Linked DNA regions of Homo sapiens: regions 2 and 3 are each linked to region 1. Evidence: chromatin loops called from intact Hi-C (ENCODE). Cell type or tissue: endothelial cell of umbilical vein. All regions are shown on one strand. Links, peaks and the distances in the headings refer to the core of each region. The heading gives the core; the rest is flanking DNA.

The links. A loop is a pair of places that touch in the nucleus more often than their neighbours do. Peaks named below come from ENCODE experiments on the same cell type or tissue, not always from the same donor. Only the 100,000 strongest peaks of a DNase experiment are listed, where the experiment ranks them.
Region 2: it touches region 1 in a loop (2.2-fold over the local background); 4 of 110 quality-filtered maps call a loop at or near these places.
Region 3: it touches region 1 in a loop (2.6-fold over the local background); 5 of 110 quality-filtered maps call a loop at or near these places.

What each region holds. Positions count from the first base shown.
Region 1 is chr15:44,215,051-44,223,751 of GRCh38, forward strand. No RefSeq gene overlaps it. Among named protein-coding and RNA genes, the nearest start is that of FRMD5, 24 kb to the left of the region's middle. In endothelial cell of umbilical vein, for the core only: a CTCF peak has its summit at 4,824 (motif pointing left); a DNase peak (open chromatin) is centred at 4,781.
Region 2 is chr15:44,076,921-44,085,621 of GRCh38, forward strand. All of the region lies in intron 1 of FRMD5 (FERM domain containing 5), which reads right to left. Among named protein-coding and RNA genes, the nearest start is that of FRMD5, 110 kb to the right of the region's middle. In endothelial cell of umbilical vein, for the core only: no CTCF peak of the experiment used is centred there; DNase peaks (open chromatin) are centred at 4,511 and 5,911; H3K27ac peaks cover 2,740 bases.
Region 3 is chr15:44,133,540-44,142,240 of GRCh38, forward strand. The region is part of intron 1 of FRMD5 (FERM domain containing 5); the gene reads right to left. Among named protein-coding and RNA genes, the nearest start is that of FRMD5, 57 kb to the right of the region's middle. In endothelial cell of umbilical vein, for the core only: no CTCF peak of the experiment used is centred there; a DNase peak (open chromatin) is centred at 4,392; H3K27ac peaks cover 437 bases.

The DNA of each region.
Region 1 (8,701 bases), core at 2,482-7,481:
CAATCCACATCTTTTAATTTTAACCTCCAAATAAATGAGACCAATGTAAATACCATCTGAGTGTGCAAATGTGTAAAGGAAAAAATCAAGGTGATACCCTTATTAATTAACACATTATAATTTCAACTTCCAACCTGAAAATGAGCCACTTCATTAAAATATAGCCATAACCAGAAGAGGTTGCAGTGAGCCGAGATTGTGCCATTGCACTCCAGCCTAGGTGACAAGAGCAAAACTCCATCTAAAAAAAAAAAATACATATATATATATATATATATATGGCCATACCATTGTCAATTCCAAGTCACATTTCAGGGAAGAATAAGTGGTGATCCATCTAATGACCAAATTCAGTCACGATAATCCCATGTCACTGCAATTTAGCCCAAGCCTCTTTCTATGCAAAGACAGAGAAAGTGCCCTCCTAATTGTTTTTAATTTTCTTTAATTTTTAACTTTTACACACTATATGAAAGTTCCCTTCTGGCATCTAGAGTTTCCTAGGAATAGGAGATAAAGATCTCATGCTGAGTGGCTTTTTTAACTCACTCAGTAAGAACTTAGAATTTTAGGAGCTGAGCTAGAGATGATTTCCAAATGCATCTGTGCAGAAAATGCTGATTATGGGTACTAGTCCAGGAATAACCACAGCCATTTTTTGGCCTTCTTGTGTTTTCCAAATGACTCATAAAGGACCTTCTGCATTCAAATAGTGTGTCATGAAATGGGAATGATAAAATACAGAAAGCGGACATTGCTGTCTCTTCTTGATGAATGCAGCTTTTTGTTACCTGGTATGAGGCCAGAATAGCCCGTCTAAAACAGGAGTGAGTTGTACTCCATGCCAGCCACTTCCTGTGCTCTGTGCTATTTCTCTGCTATTTGTGTGACTTCTCCCTGGGGGAAGCAATGCGGCTTTGTCTTTGAGAATGTCTGGTCCAGTGGTTCTTAACCCTGTCTGCAAATTAGAATTACCTGGGAACTGTTAAAAAAAAAAAAAAAAAAAAAAAAAAAATATATATATATATATATATATATATATATATATATATATATGTTAATTCTGCCAATTAAATTAGAATTTCTGGGAACTAGACTTGGATATCAGTGTTTTTAAAAAGCTCTCCAAAAGACTTAAATGTTCCACTAGAGCTGAGAACCCCCTAAATTAGATTTGATGAAGATAACCTGACCATTATAGACCAATGTTACTCAACCTTTATTTCATTATCACCTCTCAAGGAGCCTTTTTAGACTTTTTTCCTAATCATCCCCCCATAAATATTTAATATATAGTATATCTATTTGTGTACTATATATACAATAACATCTGTGTGTTTTGTTTTTGTTTTTTTTATTTGGGGGGCTCAAAAATCCTCCTGTCTCAGTCTCTCAAGTAGCTGGGATTGCAGGTGCAGGCCACTACACGTGGCTAATTGTCTTATTTGTTTGTTAAGGGATTAGGGCTCACTATGTTGCATGAGCCACCACACCCAGCACATCTGAGTTTTATAACATTTAAAAAAAAAAAAAAAGCCCGGGCACGGTGGCTCACGCCTGTAATCCCAGCACTTTGGGAGGCCAAGGTGGGTGGATCATTTGAGGTCAGGAGTTCGAGACCAGCCTGGCCAACATGGTGAAACCCCATCTCTACTAAAAATACAAAAAAAAAAAAAAAAAAAATCAGCTGACATGGTGGCGGGCACTTGTAATCCCAGCTTCTTGGGAGGCTGAGGCAGGAGAATTGCTTGAACCGAGGAGGTGGAGGTTGCAGTGAGCCAAGACCACGCCATTGCACTCCAGCCTGGGCAACAAGAACAAAACTCCGTCTCAAAAAAAAAAAAAGGCCAATTTTTGCCTTCCATGGGGTGAAACCTCTCCCATTGAGAATGTATGATGTAGGGTTGTGCTACAGTGACAAACAACCTTAAAAAAGCAAAAGCTTACATCTCATTCACACCACATGTGCATTGGAGGTCAGCAAAGTTGCTCTGCTCTCTCCATCATTATTTTCACTTTGGCACCCAGACTGCCAGAGCAACTTCTGTCTGGAATGTTATTGGTAACCATGGCAGAGGAAAAGCAGACCATGAAAAAGCATGCTCTGGCTCTTAAAACTTCTGCCAGAGGAACCCCCAGAGCTTCCACTCACATTTCAATGGCCAAAGCAACTCACATGGTGACATCTGAGCTCAACAGGACAGGTTATTGTGATCTTTCCACATGAAGAGGAACCAGGTATCAGTGAGCAGTCTACTAGAGCCGGCAGTCTCTCAGACATGTCCACTGTGATTAAGAGACATAAACACTCCCATTGGCCAGTAAGAGCTGATCTTCTGGTTATCGTGCACCTGGCTCCAGACCAAGGTAGGGCATAACATGGCACTGGCAATGCTATTTCCTTCTGATTTGTATGCCCATCTTTCACTTAAAATTGAGGTGGAATTAAGAGGACACAGTGGCTGGGTGTGGTGGCTCATGTCTGTAATCCCAGCACTTTGGGTGGCCGAGGCAGGCGGATCATGAGGTCAGGAGACCGAGACCATCCTGGATAACACGGTGAAACCCCGTCTCCACTAAAAATACAAAAACAAAATTAGCCGGGTGTGGTGGTTGGTGCCTATAGTCCCAGCTACTCAGGAGGCTGAGGCGGGAGAATGGCGTGAACCCGGGAGGCGGAGCTTTCAGTGAGCCGAGATCGCACCACTGCACTCCAGCCTGGGCAACAGAGCCAGACTCCGTCTCAAAAAAAAAGAAGAGAGAGAGAGAGAGAACACAGTTACGGTTCTTCTAACACTGTGACAACGAGCCCAGCACTTGCATTATTAACAAGAATGTTTTTAGTAGATTCTCCTAATTAGCTCTGGGATCACATCAGGTTTTCTTTATTGGCTTTTAACCGGGTTTCATATTTCCAGTCTGAGGTTTGGGAGTGCCCATTGACTAAATTATATAGCCTGTGCAAAATTTGTTTTAACTTCAAACCTAGAAAATGCAGGTCAACATCCTGGGTTTTTGTTGTTGTTTTTGTTTATCAATAAAAGTTCTGCCAGGACTATATAAGATGTCTAAGCCTTATGAAGGCAATAGCCAGGATTTTTCCCGTTACAAACCATGATCATTGGACATATTGCCAAGCACTGTAATCCAGAATGAAGTTTGGATACAGCACGGAAAAAAAAAGTGGAAATTCATAGTTGAAATCAGGCACATCATTTAGAAGTAGCCAGGGGTCACTAAAAGAAGTAATGCTGGCTGGTCGCAGTGGCTCACGCCTGTAATCCCAACACTTTGGGAGGCCAAGGCGGGCGGATCACGAGGTCAGGAGATCGAGACCATCCTGGCTAACACGGTGAAACCCCGTCTCTATTAAAAATACAAAAAAGTAGCCGGGCATGGTGGCAGGCGCCTGTTGTCCCAGCTACTCGGGAGGCTGAGGCAGGAGAATGGTGTGAACCAGGAAGGCAGAGCTTGCAGTGAGCTGAGATCCCGCCACTGCACTCCAGCCTGGGGGACAGAGCGAGACTCCATCTCAAAAAAAAAGAAATAATGCTTGTGGAAAGTAAAGATTTAACTTAAACTGATTGACATTATGACTCAAAGTATTTAGTATGGTATTTCTCTCCATTGTTGTAATTAGGTACAACAATTCCCATTAGTTACCAAAAGACTGTCTAAACTACAAAGTTGGTCTAAGAGCTCAGCAGCTTTTAGAAAGACTCTTGATTAGAAAAAAAAAAAAAAATGCTGGTTCTTGGTCCTGTGTTCTAGGCTCTATACCCATTACTTTGAAGGACCCCAAACAGTAGATCACATCACAATAGATCCATAATAATTAGAGACGTATCTTGCAAATTCCATAATGTGTTTCCCACATTCTTCTTTCTCTGTGGTTTGTCTGGGTTTACCTTGGGAACAAAGCTTCACTCTTAGTAACTGTCCCTCACACAAACCTTTTCTGTCATAGTCCATTCCTTGCCTCTGCTTCTGCCCCTGCCCCTATCCCTGCTGCAATGATCTCAAGGATTTGAGGAGACGAAGAGTTTTCCTTTCTACAATTCCATCACTTACTACTTTCTTCAGTTCTGTCCTCTCCTAGGTCATGGAGAAGCATATTATTGAATGTCACAGAGAAGGGTCATTCTCTCAGGATCCTAAAGATGTCACCAGTAACAAACGTTTTATTCCAGTAGATATGTGATCTCACATAGAAAGTCTAAAAAGCATTCTCCTCACCATATGTCGCTAGAATTTAATGACCAAAACAGGACCATCTGTGCTTTTTATCACCTGTTCCTGCTGGAAATCTACAAGGTTGGGAAACTCAAACATGATCTCCCCAACTCTTTTTGGGGAAGGGCACTATTGAAAGATCCAGGTCTTTTCTAGTAGCCTAGAGACTTCTGGAGCCATGAGGGATACTGTGGAAACCCTTGAATTGACTGGGTCCAGTTCATTGTAAAGAGAAAATTCTGTGCATGACACAATTGGATGCACGCTTTCTCAAAACTGACCCTAGCTGTTGCAGTTCCTCCATGGAGATAGGAAATTGATAGAAGTTTTCTGGGCGGCAACCCACTGCCCTGTGCTTCATTTGGTTCTCTCCGTCCCTAACCTATTTCCTACTGTTTATCCACACAGTTACAGCTCTATCTGGTGCAGTTCTTTGTTCACTTTTGGTTTTTCTCATGACGGGAATCTGGCTTTGACCTGGCATTTCAGTACCAGGGACTGATTCAGTCACTGGGAGAATGACTTGAATATTCATAGTCGACTCTGGCAGTCACTGTCTGGCCATGGGGAGATTGTTGAAGAGTAAGCAATACTGCCGCCTTGTGGAAGACAATAGTTATATTCTTTGTGGCAGAAATGGCAACAAAGAAAAGTAACCTCTGCTTTTTTTTTTTTTTTTTTCTTTTTTTTGGAGAGGCAGTCTCACTCTTGTCCACCAGGCTGGAGTGCAATGGCACTATCTCGACTCACTGCAACCTCTACCTCCCAGGTTCAAGCAATTCTCCTGCCTCAGCCTCCCGAGTAGCTGGGATTACAGGCAACTGCCACCACGCCCAGCTAATTTTTGTATTTTGGGTAGAGACGGGGTTTCACCATGTTGGCCAGGCTGGTCTCGAACTCGTGACCTCAGGTGATCCACCCGCGTCAGCCTCCCAAAGTGCTGGGATTACAGGCATGAGCCACCGCGCCTGGCCTTAACCTGTGCTTTTCTACTTTGTACTTTTTTGAATTGTTTGAATTTTGCCATTTGCATGAATGACTCTTATTTTAAAATAAATTTAGCCCGTTAGAAAATTAATTAAATTAAATTTCAAAAAGTGAAAAAAAATCTAGGATATTTTAATATATCCTAAAAAATATTCTATTGTTTAAGTCATTTAAAGTTTGCCCTGGCTCCACCTCTAACTATCTCTGTAAGTTTAACCATTTGAATTTTTTTCTTCATTAGTAAAATGTGGGAGGTGAATTTGATGACACTTAAATTACAATTAATGCTCTATATTGTCCCATTAAACTTTTCCCAACCTTCTTTTGTCAGGTATAGTAATCAATGTGTATGTGACTCACATAATAGAAAAATGAAAACCTTTTAGTAATGAGGTTAAATCAAAACAGGGTTATTCTAACCTGATAGTTCTTAAACATAGCTGCACATTAGAATCCATCTGGGGAGCTTTAAAAATTCCACTTTCTGATCCTCACCCCAGACCAATTATATTAGACTCTCTGGGGGTGGGTCTCGGCAATAGGCATCTTTTAAAAGCTTCTCAAATGATTCCAAAGTGCAACTAAGATTGAGAATTACTGCCAGTTAAATTATTGCCTGACCTAAAAAACATCTCCTTTACAGAGCCTAAAATTCCACTACAAAATCATTGTCACTGGGGTTAATGACTGTCCTTTCTCAACTGTAAATATGCGTAAAGATTAAATTAACCAAATGCTTTGATTCAAATTAGCTTAGTAAGAGCACTTGCTTCCTAACGCCTAGCTAAGTTGAGCCTTTTGAAGAGGTTGAAAGTTTAAACAGAGTTAGAAATGGCCGAGTGTGGTGGCTCATACCTGTAATTCCAGCACTTTAGGAGGCCAAGGTGGGCGAATCACTTGAGGTCAGGAGTTTGAGACAAGCCTGGCCAACATGGTGAAACCCTGTATCTACCAAAAATACAAAAAAATTAGCCAGATCTGGTGATGTGCACCTGTAGTCCCAGCTACTGAGGAGTCTGAGGAAGGAGAATTGCTTGAACCTGGGAGATGGAGGTTGCAGAAGGCCGAGGTCGTGCCATTACACTCCAGCCTGGGCAACAAGAGCAAAATTCTGCCTCAAAAACAAAAAACAGAGTTAGAAAAAAAGACACCTCATTTTGGAGTACACTGTGTCATGAAATACTTTCAGAGAAATAAGTTCTGAATAGACTGCAAAAAGGAAAGCAACAAGCAATTAGAAACCATCATGTGGACACCAGGAATGTGAATACAGAAGAGGATGAACCTGAACACAAAGGGGCAGGAAGGTGAACCAAAGACTAATTGCAACTACTTCAAGTTTGTCTAAAAATGTTCCTTAGTCCAATTCATAATGTAAACATTCCTAATAATATCAAGTCTTTAAGGTTGTATGGAGAAGGCGTCTAGATATGTAGAGTATCTTAGTATTTTTTCTATGTATTATTTAATTGATTAAACATTTACTGTACTTACTTGTTATTTTATGTAACATATTTAATCCTTACAGCCTCATGAAGTAAACAGTATTATCTCCATTTTATAGATAAGAAAACCGAGTAGGTTTGAAGGAAATGGGATCAACTTTGCTTTGTCACACTGAAAAGAAACTTAATCATGTCTCTATTTGGTATCTGAAAGAAGAGGTGTGTGTGTGTGTGTGTGTGTGTGTGTGTGTGTGCACGCATGTGTATCTCACAGCTGTCCTGAATAATTATGCTTCATAACTAGCTATTTTCCTTAAATATCTGCTCATCTGTTCTTTCCTTTTCTTTTTTGAGATGGAGTTTCACTCTTGTTGCTCAGGCTGGAGTGCAATGGCACGATCTTGGCTCACTGCAACCTCCGTCTCCTGGGTTCAAGCGATTCTCCTGCCTCAGCCTCCTGAGTAGCTGGGACTACAAGCATGCGCCACTATGCCCGGCTAATTTTTTATATTTTTTTAGTAGAGACAGGGTTTCACCATGTTGGCCAGGCTAGTCTCGAAATCCTGGCCTCAAGTGATCCACCTACCTCGGCCCCCCAAAGTGCTGAGATTACAGGCATGAGCCATTGCACCCGGCCATGGCCTGTTTTCTTTAATCGTGCTTATTCATACCCACACACACTTCCCATTTTGATGATAAATGGCTATCTTGAAAATTTTAAAAATTACTAAGCATAAAAGTAATCTGACACAAGATTACCAAATATTACACCTAGACAGATTTTCTAACCTCACAAAAAATTAAAAGCATAACCTGTTGTTTTATGAAGTAAGGTAAGGGAGAGATTTTATTTGCATACATTGAAACATTAGCAACCAAAGCAGGAGGCAACTAATGAGAAAGAATGAGCTTCCTTTCTTGAACTGAAAGGAATGTCATTTCCACCAGTACTTAACAAGTGACGTTTATAGAGAAGTTTCCTGTAAAATGAGACTGGCAGTAGTTTTAGTTACAGTGTTTTCTTCCTGATACAGGATCTTCAGGGACCACTAGAGAAGAAATTATTATTTGCTCTGGACTTAGTGAAACCTGGAATCACAGACCTGAGGTCACTTGGAGAAGAATGCCCAGGTATTTAAAAGTGTTTGTTCCCCCTGCTACTCAGGAGGCTGGGGCAGGAGAATCGCTTGAACCTGGGAGGCGAAGGTTGCAGTGAGCTGAGATCACGCCGCTGCACTCCAGCCTGGGTGACAGAGCGAGACTCTGTCTCAAAAAAAGAAAAGTGTTTGATCCATGGCCGGGCAGGGTGGCTCACACCTGTAATCCCAGAACTTTGGGAGGCTGAGGTGGGTGGATAACCTGAGATCAGGAGTTTGAGACCGGCCTGCCCAAGATGGCAAAACTCTGTCTCTACTAAAAATACAAAAATTAGGCCAGGCGCAGTGGCTCACACCTGTAATCCCAGCACTTTGGGAGGCTGAGGTGGGCAGATCACCTGAGGTCAGGAGTTCGAAACCAGCCAGGTCAACATGGAGAAACCCTACTGAAAAAATACAAAATTAGCTGGGCATGGTAGCACATGCCTCTAATCCCAGCTACTAGGGATGGTGAGGCAGGAGAATCTCTTGAACCTGGGAGGCGGAGGTTGCGGTGAGCCAGGATGGCGCCATTGTACTACAGCCTGGGCAAAAGAGGGAAACTCTGTCTCAAAAAAAAAAAAAAAAAAGTAGCCAGGCATGGTGGCATGTGCCTGTAATCCCAGCTACTCGGGAGGCTGAGGCAGGAGAATCGCTTGAATCTGGGAGGCGGAGTTTGCAGTGAGCTGAGATCACACCACTGCATTCCAGCCTGGGTGACAGAACGAGTCTCCATCTCAAAAAAAAAAATAAAAGTGTTTGTTCCTGATGACTGTAGTGTCTTGGAGTTTATACTTATGAGCCAATTAATTTACTTCAGTTCAAAAAACATTTATTAATGACACTGGAAACAAACACTTGTACTCGACCTTGTAGGGGATGCAAATATCTAAGGGTCTA
Region 2 (8,701 bases), core at 1,766-6,765, 140 kb before region 1:
AAAATCTCAATTCAACCATCACATGTATTCTCAGAAATGCCAGATTCATCTGCTTGGCTAGCACAGATTTATTCTTGGATATAGACTGCTATAGGGAAATGTTGTGATGTCTGAAATAACAACACTCTCGCCTTGATACTTTCCCCAGAAAACATTTCTTTTGCTCACTCTCTTGGAACATTTTCCCTGGGGAAATCTATAAGTCAAGCATAACAGGTTATGACATATCCATGTCAATGGGTAACTGAATACATTTTAGGAATAAATTGTCATTACCTATCATGCCTTAATGTTCATGTAAATCAAAGAAACTACTTTCCACTTAAAACACACAGAAACTATTATTTTTCCTTTTCTTCTCAAGAGCTATGGTGTACTACTCTGGAGTAGGAATATTACTAGAGTAGCTTGAGGATTTGTTTGTTTCTGAGAAAAATCATTACAAAGAAATGGGCACTTATTTAAAATGTTCTTAAACACATGGAGAATATATTCAACTGCATTGTCAAAAAACTAAACCAAAACTGTAAGAGATTACAAAAAGAAATGATAAATAACTGCAAGATTAAAAAAGAAGACAACAATGACTGCAGCATGCTTAAGTTCAAAGCAAAAGAAATTTGATAATTCAAATAAATACAAATATTGATGGGAAAATACTAACTTTTTACCTTTTAATAAAAATGAGTGAATCCAGAAAATTCAAAAAAATGTGATCACTAACAAATTTAGTAAGCACCTTTCCTTCAAACAGATAGGGGAGGAAACGAAGTGACTGGATGTATGAAGTAACTAAGCCAGAAAAGTTCCTTCAAATACTACCTATTATTGAACAAGAAAAAACAGACATAAAATTCTTATTAAAATTTCACTAAAAAACAATTATCAAACATCTGCTATGGAAAGTAACTGTGCTAGATTACATGAAGCTCATGAAGATGAGAAGGACTTATCTAAAAGCTCTCATGATTTATACATCCTTAAATAACAAAAGGTAGCCCCTGAAGATTTGGATTTTTACAGCTTGTTAAAGTGGTTAAACTATGTATATTTTTTATGTCTATATTACATACATATCTTATACATTGCAGAATAAAATCCCCAAAGCTTATTCATTTACAAAGCAAAAAATAAGATTATTGAGAATGGGTGGGAGGGGAGTCAATCTAAAACCTTTGCTAAAGGCAAATGCTGAATAGCTGAATGCTTTCCAATCAAACTTTTAAAAAATTCAAAAGGCATGATAACTGTTTTTTCAAATGTGGTTTCCTTCTTTTTCTCTACAAAGAAAATATCTTTTCAAATTCTTTATCCTGTAATCTTTTATTCCCCCTAAGGGTTTAAATAATACCATGTAGCCCTATACTGGCTTAAATTATCAGACCCTGCCATTTATCCTAAACTTAGATGAACTAGAGAGGATTACTTCAAAAGGAGTTTTTATATAAAAATGTCATAGAGGACTTCCTATAAAATACTTCAAAGACCACAAGTAAAAGTATGTTACTGTCCTATAATTCACATAGAATCTCAAGAATCCCAGAGTCAAAACAATCTTATAAAAGAAAAGCAAATTGATGTCTCACATTTCCTGATTTCAAAACTTACTAGAAAGCTACCATAATCAAAACAGTGTGGTACTGTACTGCATAAGAACAGACATATAGACCAAAGGAATAAAATAGAGCCCAGAAATAAAACATTATGCTATGAGAAATAAGCCAATGGCCAAATTATTTTTCAACAAGAATGCCAAGACCATTTAATGGGTAAAGGAAGTCTTTTCAACAAATGGCTTTGGGATATCCACATGCAAAAGAATAAACTTGGATCCTTATGTTATACAATATACAAAAATTAATTCAAAGTGCATCAAAGATCTACATATAGGAGCCCAAACTATAAAACTCTTAGAAGAAAACATAGGGAAAAAATTTCATGCCATTAGATTTGGAAATTTCTTAGACCACCAAAGCAAAAACAGATAAATTGGACTTCATCAAAATTAACAAAGGGCACTATCAAAGTCTGCCAAAGGACATAATCAACAGAGTAAAAGGCAAGCCACAGAATGGGAGAAAATATTTGCAAATCACATATCTAATAAGCAATTGACATTCAGATATATAGAGAACTCCTATAACCCAATAACAAAAAACATCCCAATTAAAAAATAGGTAAAGGACTTGAATAGATATTTCTCCATCAAAGATAAACAGATGGCCAATAAGCACACGAAAAGATATTCAAAATCACTAATCCATTAGGAAAATGCAAATCAAAATTACAGTGAGATACCACTTCACACCTATTTGGATGACTATTATCAAAAAAAAACCCAAAACAAGGTAACAAATGTTGTCAAGGATATGGAGAAATTAGAATGCCTGCACTTTCCTCGTGGGAATGTAAAATGGTGCAGCCACTGTGGAAAATAGTATAGTGGCTCCTCAAAAAAGTAAACATAAAAGTATCATATGATCCAGCAATTGAGCTGGGTGCTGGTCTACCTGGCCTGTAGTCCCAACTAAGTGGAAGGCTGAAGCAAGATGATCCATTGGAGCCAAGGAGTTCAAGGCCAGCCTGGGCAACATTGAACTTGTCTCTTAAACAATAAAACAAAACCCATCTGGGTAAGTATACCCATATGATAACTATACCCATATGATCTAGCAATTGCACTTCTGGGTATATACCCAAAAGAACTGAAAGCAGGGACTTCAATGGATATTTGTACACCCATGTTCATAGCAGTATTATTCACAATAGGCAAATAGTGGAAACAATCCAAATGTCCATTGACTGATGGATAAACAAAATGTGGTATATACACAAAATGGAATATTGCTCAGCCTTGAAAGGAAATGGAATATTATTCAGTCTTAAAAAGGAAGGCAATTCTAACTCATGCTACAAGATGGATGGACCTTGACAACACTATTCTTGGTGGAATAAGCCAGACACAAAAGGACGAATATTGTATGATTACACTTATATGAGGTATCTAGAATAAATTCACAGAGACAGAAAATAGAATGGGGAGCTACTATTTAATGGATACAGAGTTTCAGTTTGGGAAGATTTAAAAGTGCTGGGGATGAATGGCAGTGATGTTAGCACAACAATGTGAATGTTGTTAATGCCACTGTACTTTATACCTAAAAATGGTTAAAATGCTTATGTTATATATATATTTTACCACAACTAAAAAAAGTGAAGCATGTGACTGAGGCTATAAAGGAATAAGAAAATAAAACTTTTTATCTCCTTTAATTTTGTTTGAATTTCCAAACCCAATTTTAAATTAAGAGTTCATATATGCATTCTTTGTCTTCCAAAATTTGACAGTACTGTGTTTTACAATCTGTCCTTGTCATAAAGGGTTTGTAGGTATATGGGATTATGTACGTATATATAACAATGATCAGTTCTCGTGTGTGCCTAAAACACCTGAATTCTACATTTGCAACCCAAATAAATGATAGCTTTGAGAAAACACTCCATTTTTGTATGTGTATCTACATTTCTAAATCTACCTTTGAAGTAATCAGAAATGGAAAGTTTACATTTCTCTACTCAAAAGTTGATGGGAGAGGTCCAAAAGGCAGTTGACTACTCAGATCTGGGGCTTACAAGAGAAAATGAGACTAGGAAAAGACGTTTAGGAGTCTTCAGACATAGGAGTATTATTTTGTACCACTTTCTGGTATGCTTATTGTTTGTATACTTGTCTCTTTCTCCATAATAGATTATACACTCTTAAAAGGCAATGAAACACCTCACTCAGCTATTTGTTCCATGCAGCATTAGCACATCATTTTTAACAGAACAGGTAGGTCTTCAATAAATTTTTTAAAAATTGAACTGAATTGAGTCCTAGACAGAGAACCCTCAAGTCTTTCTCCAGCTGGTCTACCTAGATGTGAAATTTATGAATTTCCTCTAAATCTTGGCTAATCATTTTGGTTCATTTGCAAATGGAAGGTCAGAGGTTTGCGACTAGGCCATAATGCCTATATTTCAGTCTCCATTTTACTATATGAGCATCATTCAATAAATAATACAAATGAGATTTTTTTTGTTGTTGTTCATTTGGCACCATACTCTCCTTGCATACCTACCCCACTGAGGATCATGGCATAGAGATTCACAGCCAAAAATAAGGCAGGAGGTCAAGGAAGGCTCCTTATGCAGGAAGGATATTCCCTCCTTCCCTTTTGGGAACACTTCAACTAACCCTATTTTAGTTTGGCTGCTTTGCCTCATTTCTAAAAAAAATTCATTACACTCCATAGCCCTTCCCTTGATGCCCTAGTTAATTAAGTTTACATAATTTCCTACTGATTAGTTTTGAACAGCTTGTTCTGGATTTTCTCTCCTTTAATTTTCTGTCTTTACTGACTGCTTAAAATCCTCAACTATGAACTTGGGAAAGTCTATGTGTTACCACAAAGTTCTCTGTTACACATACAGAAAGAAAAGCAAATCGGCATTGTGATTCATAAAGAGATCTGGGATCAACTATTTCAGGAAACAGAAACTTTTAGGTGGAATCCAGTAACAAGCCAGAAATAATAAACACCAGGAAGACACAAGTTATATTCTTTCACACACAAAAATGAACTATGGTCCAGTCGTTTACTTATATTTCACGTTTACTGAGATCCTATGGGATTCTTTCTCTGTGCTTTGGAACTCAGAGGATTAATAAAAAGAATTATTAATATGTATTTAAAATTATTGTTCAAACTGATTTATATCCTCCTCAAATAAAATTCTGAACTGACATTTTGTCTGCATTTTGGGGCCATAAATGAATAGCTTACAAGGTAATTTAAAAATCTACCCATTTTGGCCATTTTTGTGGCTAATGTAAATTGCGACATAACCAGTGAAAGTTTCTAATAATGGAAATAGTGAAAATTAACAGGTCAGCTGTGCCACAATCTGGTCCATCTGCTACATATAGACAGCCTCAGAGGACAATGAAGAAGAAAAGTGAACCCAAAACGTCAACACCAATATCCTAAGGCCTTTCATGATCCAAGAAATGGCAATTGGCTGTGAAATTATTCTGAGACCTGCTTTTCCCAAAAATTCTTTCATTTTCTTGGTACTTTAGGGACAGTAGAACAATTTATTTTCAAAAATAAATTGAATTTTTTATTTTTATAAATACCAAAATTCTTATGACTGTTCAAAATTTCACACAAATTCTTTCTTGCTCACATTAACTCTACAAAACAAAGGTAAGGGTCCCCATACGCCACTAGCTCATATCGGAACACAGAGGGGAAAAGTTGAGTTTAAAGGTTGCAGCAAATCTCCTTCAAAAACACTCTATCTGCTAATCGAGAATAAGTCTGCACTGGCAAAACCAAACTAATATATTTTTAAATGTATTCTCAAATGACTTTTCTGGTGGTGAGATACTCTCCACCCCATATATTGAACTATGCTAGGTCAGCCAGTATTCTTGCTATGTGACAATCAGTCCTCCTCCCTGGAGAGACCAGGTGTTTGATTTCTGGTGATTTTGTCCATAATTGACAGCCAAATATGCTGTTTTGTACAAATTGCATTCAGTATTCTTTCATTTCTATTGAAGACTCCCTTGTTTTATATGCCAAGAAATTCTATGAGACAGGAAGTTCCTTTAAAATTTGTTTTAAAAAATCAGTTTCCACAAACAGTCTGAAGATATTTTTTTAACTCAGACATACATAATCATTTCCTAAAAGCATAGCTGAAGGTCATATTACACAGTGATGAGATGTCAAGGAAAGGAATACATACATTTCAATTTGCAAGCTCACAAATAAATGTTGGTACTTAGAGGAAAAAAATCACAGGCTTGGGAATGAAAGATAAGATATGAAACACTAGCTAATTGGCTAATTCACAAGGATAGCTTCTCCTTGGAACAAGCATAATTCCTATTATGATAAGCACTTTGCAGGTGTACTGAAGGAAGAAGAGATAAAGTTTGCCAATTAAGTCAGTGTTTTCCCAAGTGAATTCTGACTCCAACAATGGTACCAAAGGAGTGTGATGCAATTATGAACCTAAATTTCACAGGATTTTGTGCTGAAAATACTCTGTACGTGATTCACTGAAAGTGCTCATAATTCATGACAAGCTTCTCAAACACTTTCTGATTATATGCCTTAAAAGACAGATTAAAATGCCCTTCTTTTACCTTTGGACCTCAGTGGTCATATATAAATATCACAGGATATTTCATGTGATTTTTAGAAAGTGAAAAGAGAACTGGAAATATGCAAATATCCTACTCTCTTTGGTATGCTAGGAAGAAGATGAAGACATGTAATCTCACAGGACAAATCTATATGGTCCCATTTCTTCTAAATGCATCCACTAAAGCAAGAAAATTTATTTGATAAACTCCTCTTAAAATATTTAAAACAAGGATCAAGATTAGATTTCATTTTCTCATGCCAGTCTTGCATGGTTACTAATTGTAATATTTTAATGCTATGTGTTTAAATTTGGAGGACAGAATTGCTGTCCATTCATAGTCTGGAACAATTGTTTCTAACCTCTGTGATCCTGCTCAAGCTTCACTACTGGCTGATATACACCTAGCCGAGCTTCAACTGAACCCAGGATTTTTTCCCCCACTGCTTTTATTTCATTGTTCTTGAATGTCTTACTGCTTTTACTGTTATTGATGTTAGAAGTTACAATGCCTTGCTGTTTAATGCATTTGTTGTTTGTGTTAACCATTCAAGACGCTGAGATAAAAGTGGACTTGGAATAAAACGGGACACATGGGATCAAACTATGGAAATAATAAAACATTCAAAAACAATGATAAAAGCAAACAGAGAAAAGACATAAAGACATACACAGTTTAAAAGCCATTGTGTGTTAAATCAGTGGTTCATTCAGTTCAATATCTTCTTTCTGTCAGCAGCACCAGGGTAAGTTTTGTAGTAAAGCTTGTCATTTGTACTGTTTGATCTTATCCTCAAAAGGCTTGAAAGGTATCCTGAACATACCTACCTTTCATTAATAATACATTAAGGATGTGGTCATAACCTAGTCTTGGACCTGTCAGTTTTTCCATCCAGTAAATTATTTTTATCTTAATTATTAAAATGAATAATTCCATTATTTGTCTTAAAACAATAGGGAATCTAGTTCCAACTCTGCCACTGACTGGCTATTTGACCTTGGGCAATGTTTAATAACCTCTGTATCTGAATGTCCCACCTATATAATGAGGCGGCTAATCTCAAATTTTATGTTTTGACTACCAAATTTCAAGAAGATGATAACACACCTATCTTTACATTATACATACCCCCTGTTTTGCAAGCTGTAAACTTCTTCTCCCTTTGTTTTCTCTAGCCTTCAAAGAATCAATCTCTCATGGTAGAAAGAGACCGCAGAAATCACCTAATACAACCCATGGGATGCCTGAATCACCATTACAGAATTCCCCACTACCAGTCATCTTGCTCCTGTTTGGATACTATTATTGTTGGAGAGTTTTATGAACTCCCGAGGCAGCCCACTTTATTTTCAACTAATGCCAACTGTTAGAAATTCTTCTGATATGAATTCAGATATAAATGTTGATATAAATCTATCTCCTTGCAACTTCCTGGTTCTTCCCTCTGGGGCAACACAGCACAGACTTAAACCTTTTTTGTATATTATCCACATGATAGACCTTCTAATACTGGAGGAAGCTGTCACATTCTTATAAGTTTTCTCTCTTCTCCAGGCTAATAATCCTTTAGCTTTTATTCCATTGAATTGTACACTTTAAATTTAAATTGTACACTTTAAATGGTATGTGTTGTATCTCAAATTTGTTTTTTAAAAAGAACTATAGAAATGTAAGACACTTCAATTGTTATATCTCTAGTGAAAAACTGACAGCAGCTCCAACAATACATCCCTGAGCTATGAAACTCAGAGGCCACCATTCCCCATGGGCAATTATAATTCTGCCAAAAGATCGTGACTTTGATATACAATCTGGGGAAGCAATCTGGGGGTGTGGTATAAACCACATCCAGATATCATTACACACAAATGACTGTGATCTGAGCACCAAGAGATTTACCTATGGAAATCTAATATGGCTACCAGGAAATGTTCCCCTACGTACAAACTTCACTCAGCAGCTGTCATTTATATAGATTCTTATTTGGCAATTGCAACAATCAGTTTGTTGTGAATTTTAAAAGGTGAACAGGTATTCCAAATAAACAATGTGGTTTGGAGAATATTCATTAAATAGATATTATATAAGCACTATGTTCTAGAGCCTAGGAATATAAAGATACACTGAACTCACTTCTAGCCCTAACTCCTATTTGAGAAGCAAAGTGGAAAGACAGGAGATTAGACAAGAAATATAAAAAAGACTTATTTCTGTCAATAGGGTAGACCAGATAACCTAAAAAGCCTCTGCCAACAAAACTCAAAGAAACTTCAGAATAAAATATAGCAAACATTTTTTAAAAATACATAGCTAAGTTTTCAAGAAGATAAGGCAACGACTCATAGGTCAAAGTAGAAAAATTAAGTAAGAAAACAGAAGAGAAAGCAAATGACCTGATACTATGGCAGCCCTGTGGGTGGTTAGGATGCCAATACTGGTCTTGATAAGGAGCCACATAGGGCAAGAGAAGCCAAAGAGGGGTATCTCAAACCAAGTCTGGGC
Region 3 (8,701 bases), core at 1,673-6,672, 82 kb before region 1:
CACTCCAAGCCTGGGCAACAGAGTGAGAATCTGTCTCAAAAAAAAAAAAAAAAAAACTGAAAAAAGATAGAATTCTTAACTATGTCTGTGAGGAATCTTTAAAACTACTTATTTAAAAAGAAAAAATAAAGAAAGAAAAGATGCTAAATAGAACTTAATTCTGACAAACCAGAAAGAATAGGTTGGTGTTGTAACGATAACAAAACTCTAGGAAAAAGAAGAAGAAGCCTATATAAAATTCAAGTATTTAATCACACACAAAAAATTAACACTGGTCATATCAGGCATACATATTAAAGTTTAAGAGTTTTAAAGTTTTTAATAATAGATTACAAAAGTTCAGAGAAGAATCAGATATAAGCCAATGTCCAGAGATTGTAAATAATAATAATAATTTTAGCCCTAGAAGGCTGAAAAAATCAAAACTAAAAGAAAAGGAATAAAAGGGAGAGAACTCTAAATAAGCCAATATGGATGGTCAAGGAACTCTCTGAAGCACCCAAACTTTAAAAGATGTGTTCAAAAGATAGATGGAAAATAATCAGATGGCCAAAGCAAGACATGCAAAAGACTGGCAAATACTTTGTTTTTTTTTTTGAGACAGGGTCTCACTCTGTTGCCCAGGCTGGAGAGTGCAGTGGCACAGTCATAGCTGGAACTCCTGAGCTCAAACTATCCTCCTGCCTCAGCCTCCTGAACAGCTAGAACTACAGGTGTGCATCACCACGTCCAGCTTTACAAATACTTACAAAAGAATATCTGGAAGGTGAAGGCCCAAAATGAGCTAAGGCTCATGAAAAATATGGAGGGCAATATTAACAGCGCTTCTTAGAGGCATAGAAAGTGAGGAGAATAAGGGTGTGGTAATTGTTTAAAAAATAAAGCTAGGTAAGAGGATAGAGAGGTATATTTTATTTTTATTCTTTTGAGACAGGGTCTCGCTCTGTCACCCAGACTGGAGTGCAGTGGCATGATCTCAGCTCACTGCAACCTCCGCCTCCCAGGCTCAAGAGATTCTCCTGCCTCAACCTCCCGAGTAGCTGGGATTACAGGCGCGCGCCACTATCGTCTGGCTAATTTCTGTATTTTTAGTAGAGACAGGGTTTCACCATGTTGGCCAGGCTGGTCTTGTACTCCCGACCTCAAATGATCCACCCTCCTCGGCCTCTCAAAGTGCTGGGATTACAGGCACGAGCCAACGCGCCCAGCCCCGAGAGGTGTACTTTAGCTAGTCAGTGATAGCCTTTCTGAGAAGGTGGCATTTGAATGCAGACCTGAATTAAATGAGGGTGCAACCCATGGGAGAAAGACCCTGCAAGCTGAGGCGATAGCAAATGCAAAGGCCCTGAGTTGGCAAGATGCCTATGTGAGAAACAGCAAGAAGATTAGGGCTAGAATGGAGGGAACAAGGAAAGAGCAACAAGAAATAGGTGGAAAGATCTGACTCATACTTTGAAAGTGTTACTCTCGCTACTGTAGAAAAGAGACTATTGAGGGATAAGCATGAAAGGAGACGGACCTGCTAGGAGGCTACAAGTTCAGGACAGGAATGAACTCTCATTTCTAAAAAAGTTTGAATCCCCAAATCTATACAAACTATACCTCAGAGTACTGAAAAAATGTAAAGATGTGTGGTTCATACAACCACCCTCAATAATTTTTTACAACTTATAAAAAACAAGAGTAGTGCCAGAAGCCTGGAGTTAAATGTTTTTCTAAGTTTTCACAAATGGAGAAAAGGAAAGGCAAATTTCAGAAACTAGGAGTCAAAACAAGCCTACTATGAACAAAACAAGCCCCACTGGCTTTATTTCCTCTAAGAAAGCATCAGCTGTTTCCAATTTTTTCATATTTCCTTACAGTACCTATTCCTATGCATACCTGATTTTTCAGTTACAATTATAACATAGACATGTTTTATTGCCTAATTATTATAGATTTTACTATATTACAGACATTTCTCTGTGTTGTGACTCTGACATCAGTTTTTAAATAACTACAAATTGGGTCAGGCATGGTGGCTCACGCCTGTAATTCCAGCACTTTGGGAGGCCAAGGCAGTGGGGATCACAAGGTCAGGAGTTCAAGACCAGCCTGGCCAATGGTGAAACCCCATCTCTACTAAAAGTACAAAAATTAGCCAGGCGTGGTGGTGCACACCTGTAGTCCCAGCTACTCAGGAGGCTGAGGCAGGAGAATTGCTTGAATCCGGAAGGTAGAGGTTGCAGTGAGCCGAGATCGCACTACTGACTCCAGCCTGGGAGACAGAGTGAGACTCTGTCTCAAAAAAAAAAAAAAAAAAAACTACAAATCAAAGGCAACAAGGAGACAAGTTAGTAGACGCATAAAATTTTCAGGATATTTTTGCTTATTTCCTGAACTATATTCATAATATTATTTAAAATACAAATCTGACACCAGTTAAGTTTTGGGTCGCAGTAAGTAATGCCAGGAAAATTATTAAATAGAACATTTCCCTTTTTTTCTTTTCTTTTTTCTTGAGACAAGGTCTGGCTCTGTCACCCAGGCTGGAGTACAGTGGCGCCATCTTGGCTCACTGCAACCTTCACCTCCCAGATCTTCCCACCACCGTCTCCCGAGTAGCTGGGACTACAGAGGTGAGCCACTACACCTGCCTATTTTTTGTTTTGTTTTGTTTTGTTTGGTAGAGACGGGGTTTCACCATGTTGTCCACGGTGGTCACAAACTCCTGGGTTTAAGCAATCCACCCACCTCAGCCTCCCAAAGTGCTGAGATTACAGGCGTGAGCCACGGTGCCTGGCCTGAAATAAAACTTTTCTTATCAGGTGCAAATAATATTTTAATAAAAATGGAATGTCAGAAATCCCAGAACCCTTTCACAAAGATGGCTAGAGTTAATATTTTTATTCTATAAATTCTGGAGAAGGACTTTATTTCTCTAGGCACATAAGTCACAAACTGGCTATGATAAAATATAAAAGTAGAAAGAAAAGAGGGAGAGTAAGATTTATTTGTAGCTAGTTGATATTTTCTACTTTTGATCATATTAATTCATCATAGTCAAGGAACACAACCCTTTATTACCTTGCAGTGGTAGAAAAATGTGTTGCATCTTCCAAATGTCCTTAGGCCAATCACTTTGCATTAAAATCCTAATAAACACTGCCTTCTTTCTCCTCTTCTAGGGTAACACATGCCATTATATTTCAGTTTTGCAATGTTATGGTTGAGACAACCTTGCAATCAATAATGGTTTTACATACCAAGGAACAAAACGAAATCATTTGAAATTGAAAAACAATATAAGTAACAGATAATTCTTGTTAAAATGGCTGTGTAGGTTCATACTTTGAGGTCACACACCCCAACACATACAAACTCCTGCACCCTTCACACAACAGCGATAGATAAAAAATTAAAAAAATTCTTAAAAAAGGAAAATTATAGCTGCCATATTAGTTAGAGTTCAATTGCAGGTATAAAAAAACCTCTAATATTTTAAACAGGATCAGATTTAATATTTAGGTGCTAACACTTAGATGCTAATAAAATAAATGTAAGAGTTGGAGGAGGAGGTTATAAGCTAGACCTTAAGGAATGTAACTCAGAATCCACACAGAACTGGCCTGCCAAAGGAACTGCCACCTCTGCCACCATCGGAAAGCTTGAGGAAGCAAGGCACTCCTGTGCCAAGTGCTGGCTACAGGATCACACCTCCTTAGCCACAGTCCAGGAATTCGGTAGCCACCAGTGTGATTGCTGTCTCCAAGAACATACTGCCTTAGCTTCAGTTAGATCAATAAGCTCCCACCAGAATTGCTGGCTCTGAGGAATGCAGCCCATGGCTGCAATTTGGGGATTAGAAACACTGTAAACGCCAAACCACTGGATCTGCATCAGCAAAATGAATGCTCTGTGCCCTACCACCCTCTCCCCACTGACTCAATTCTGAATTCAAATCTCATGCAAGTAAATATGATTAATGGAATCGGAATCATATCAGGAACTCTAGAGGTAAGGAAGCCTAACTAGTACTTTTTACTTTCCAGTCACTGTAGCACAGGAAGGCATACCAGAAGGAGGTTAAAACAGATGCTAAATTAGCCCATCTATCATACATGCCATATCCATCAAAATGACAATAAATTATATGATTATATGATAGTAATTATTTAGAATAAATATTTCCAAGGACTATAAATGGAACAGAAACAGAAAGCAGTCAGTGAAGCCTAATGGGTTCCATATCTGAAAGCAAGCAAAGATGGTCAGGAGTTCAACTTCTGTAGGTCAATGAAAATTTAAGGTGTCTCACTTAAGGCAGGGGACTGAGGCCAGGCACATTGCTTAAAGCCAGGAAGTGGGCAGCACTCCAGAAATGACACTGGAAAAAGCAGTTATGTCATACTGTACAATAAAACAGGCAGGAGGCACCAAAATCTAAGCCAGCCACTTGCTAGCTCAGTGGCTAGATATGTACTATTTACCATTATCACAATGATCAGAAATCTGAGTTACCTACAGGAACCAGATGGAGGCAACCACAAAACTGATAGGCTGGGTAGGATATGATGATATTGGTTAACAACTGTCATTCGAGTTAAGCTTTCAAGCCAAAATTCCAAATACATGAAAAAAATTAACACCACGATTACCAATAAAATCAACTATTTGGTAGATGAATTCACTCAAGACAAAATGAAAATAATAAAACAATCTGAAAATGACCTTAAAATAAGTATTTAGAATTCTCAAAGGATATAAAGGAAAAATAGCCATAAAACATAGAGATTCAAAGTGCAATCTCAGTACCAATCAGGATAAACATAAATAAATCACACCTAGACATATTATAGTGAAACTGCATAACATCAAAGTGCCATAAAGAAATATCACCTACCAAAAAACAACAATTAGACTGACAGCAAACACTTCATCAGCAATAATGGATGCCTTGAAGATAGTGGAGTTATAAGTTTAAAATGTTAGGAGAAAAGAACTCTCAAGCTAGGATTCCATGCCCAGCTAAGCCATCATAAAGAATGTAGGCAAAATAAAAACATTTTAAAACCTACAATGACCATGTTACACTAACAGACTCTTAGTAAAGAACTGATATATCATAGAATATACTTCAGAAAGAAGAGCCCAAAGAAGGAAGCAAGACAGGTTGGTGGTCACAGAAACTGATAAAATTTATTATCAAATGCAACCAATTACAGATTATAAATAAATTATGATTAAAAGTGATTATGATGAAAAGAAAAGTGGCAACATGGATGAACCTTGAAAACATTATGCTAAGTGAAAGAATCCAGGAACAAAGCCACAGATTATATAATTCCATTTACATAAAATGTTCAGAATAGACAAATCTAAAGAGACAGAAAGTAGATTACTGGCTGCCTATGACTGGGGCGACAGAAAAGAGAGTGGGGAGTAGGCCAGCACTGTTGGTGAGCACAGGATTTCTTTTAAGGGGGACAAAACTAAGGGGACAAAAGTGTTGTAAAATTAGATCGTGGCAATGGTTGCACAATTCTGAATATACTAAAAAAATGACTTGTACACTTTAAATGGGTGAATCGTATAGTATGTGTATTGTATCTCAGTAAAGCCATTTTAAAAAGCGGAACTAGAAAGGAAAAGGGGATGTTCAAATACACTAAGATCCTTTTAAATTTTGATAGAAATTTTTATAATTATTTATGAATGTTAAAAACTTAGAAATAACAATTACAAGAACAGAAACACCATCTATAGCTCCCCCTCTCTCTACACACACACACACACACACACACACACACACTTTCTTTCATCTACTAAAAGACAGAGTCTATGAGACTAAGTTAAAAAAAAATCTTATTGAGAAGCCAGAATAGAAAAAGAAAAAAATCACAAAAATAATTTTTTAATCCAACTATACACTGCTTATGAGACATGTCTAAGCCAAAATGATGCAGAAAGTTTGAAAATAGACAGTGAAAAATATATCAGGAAGGTGCAAAAGAAAGCTGGTATAACAACATTAACAGACAAAATAGAACTTAAGATAAAAAACAAATTTGGAATAAAAAAAGACATTACAGGCCAGGCATGGTGGCTCATGCTGTAATTCCAGCACTTTGGGAGGCTGAGGGGGCAAGATCACTTAAGCCCAGGACTTGGAGACCAGCCTGGGCAATAAAGTGAGACCCAGTCTCTACAAAAAAAAAAAAAAAAAAAAAAAAAGACATGACATAATGATAAAAAAGAATACTCTTCAAAGAAGCTATAATGAATGAAAGTATACAATTAATAATATAAGCTCTCAAATGCATATGAAGCAATGGCAGATACAATTAATAAGGAGAGACTGACACAACTAGTCATGATGGGAGACTTTAATACTGTGTTACCAGAAACTCACAGACTAAATGGACAAAAATTCCCCAAGGATACAGCAAATCTGAACACAACAGTAAGTCTGATCTTATACATATACATATATACACATAAATATATACACATATGCAATACATGTCTGTGTCTATGTATATATCCACATACATATATGTGTGTATACATATATACACACATATAGATATAAAACTGTGCTAAACAGAAAAAGAATATACAGTGGCTTTAAGCACATAAGACATTTATAAAAATTTACTATTGTCTCAAAGATAGTATCAACTAATTTCTAAGAATAATATACTAATCACATTATGCACAATGCAAATTAGAAATCAATAATAAAAAGTAAACAGAAATAATCATATATAGAGAAAATAACGTACTAGAAAAACTCATAGGGAGGAAATCTAAATAGATATTATGAAATACTAAAACTGAACAACAATGAAATTACCATATAAAAAACTTTGTAAAAATACAACTAAACGTGTAAAGAGGGGTAGTCAAGAAGATAATAAAGATACCCGTTACCACCACTTCTAAACAACATTGTTTTGGAGGTCCCAGACAATACAATAAAGCAAGAAGAAAAATAAAAGGCACAAGAATTAAAAAAGAAATATCAAAAATGTCATTATTTGCATGCTATCATTGCTCTCATAAGAAATCCAAGAAAGGCCAGGCACAGTGACTCGTTCCTGTAATCCCAGCACTTTAGGAGGCCGAGGCAGGTGGATCACTTGAGCTCAAGAGTTGGAGACCAGTCTGGGCAACATGGCAAAACCCCAACTCTACAAAAAATACAAAAAAAATTTAGCTGGGTACAGTGGCACGTGCCTGTGGTCCCAGCTACTCAAGAGGCTGAGGTAGGAGGGTCGCTTGGGCCCAGGAGATCGAGGCTGCAATGATCCAAGATCACATCATTGCACTCTAGCCTGGGTGACAGAGTGAGACTGTCTCAAAAAAAAAAAAAAAAAAAAAAAATCCAAAAGAATTTACAATTAAAATAAAGAGGATTCAGCAGGGTTGCTGGATATAAGATCAACTTGTAAAAACTGACAGTGTTCTCTTACATACCGTAATAACCAACTTAGAAAATGTAATTTTTTAAAAAAAACCAATTACAATAGCAATAAACACTACAGGGTAACTGTGGAAAAAATCCTACAAAATTTGTAAAACTGTCAGATGAAAGTACACAATTATATTAAAAACCTCCAAAAATAACATGAATGGAGAAATATATTATGTTCACAAACATGAATACTTGATGGATAACCACATCAATTCTCTTCAAATTATGCCAAAAAAAATCAATATTCTACAAGGAAATTTTACAGAAGTTGACAAGTTCATTCTAAAGTTGACATAGAAGAATAAATAGCCAAGACAATTTGAAAGAAAAAGACAAAATAATTAAAAGAGTGTGATACTAGCCCAGGGGTAGACAAACAGATCAATGGACAGGACAGATAATTCAGAAACAGTCAAGTACATACACAGAAATTTGGTTCTAGACAATGGTGGCACTACAAATCAGGGGGAAATCAGACCACTCAATAAAAGGAGCTAGGATTAGCTATGCATAAGGCAAATTAGATCACTACCATATAACAAAATAAAATTGATGGAAGAAAAAAGAACCCTAAATGTGAAAAGCAAAACTGCAGGACATTCCACAGAAATTATAACATTGTGATTCCTTTGACTTTCTTACTTGATACAATTTCTAGGCTTTAAACTGTCCTACTTGTTCTCCTGAAGGGCACTCTGTACCCAGAACTGAATTCTCCTTGTAATTCGGAAGCTGCAGAGTTAGAGTGTGAGCATCACTTTCCAAGTGCTGTTATTAGACTTCTGGTGACACAACCTACCTCAGACCACACCAGCTTTACTTATTCACTACAAAATTGGAATGATGAACATTGCACTTGCCATCTATTTAACAGCTAAGTTAACAGCTACCTAACCTCTCACATCCTGGGCTCATTTGTATAGGGTTTTTTTGTCTTCTCCAAGTGTAAGGCCTTATTCTTACATCTACTCATTGCTGTCATTAAATTAGGCTTGTTGTCCTTGTCTGTGGCCTTTTCCATAATCTCTTTATGTCATCAGATGTATTCATTATCCCATCCTGCACTATGTCATTCACAAAATCAATAATCCTGCCTTCTATAGAAGGCTTCATCCAAATAACTGATTTAAAATGTTGATCAAGAAGGTTTACATAGAGAACCCTAGAGACATAACAGAAAATGTCCTCTTAATTAATACTGATCCACTTAATTATATTAGCAATCAGTCCATATTTTTCTATCTG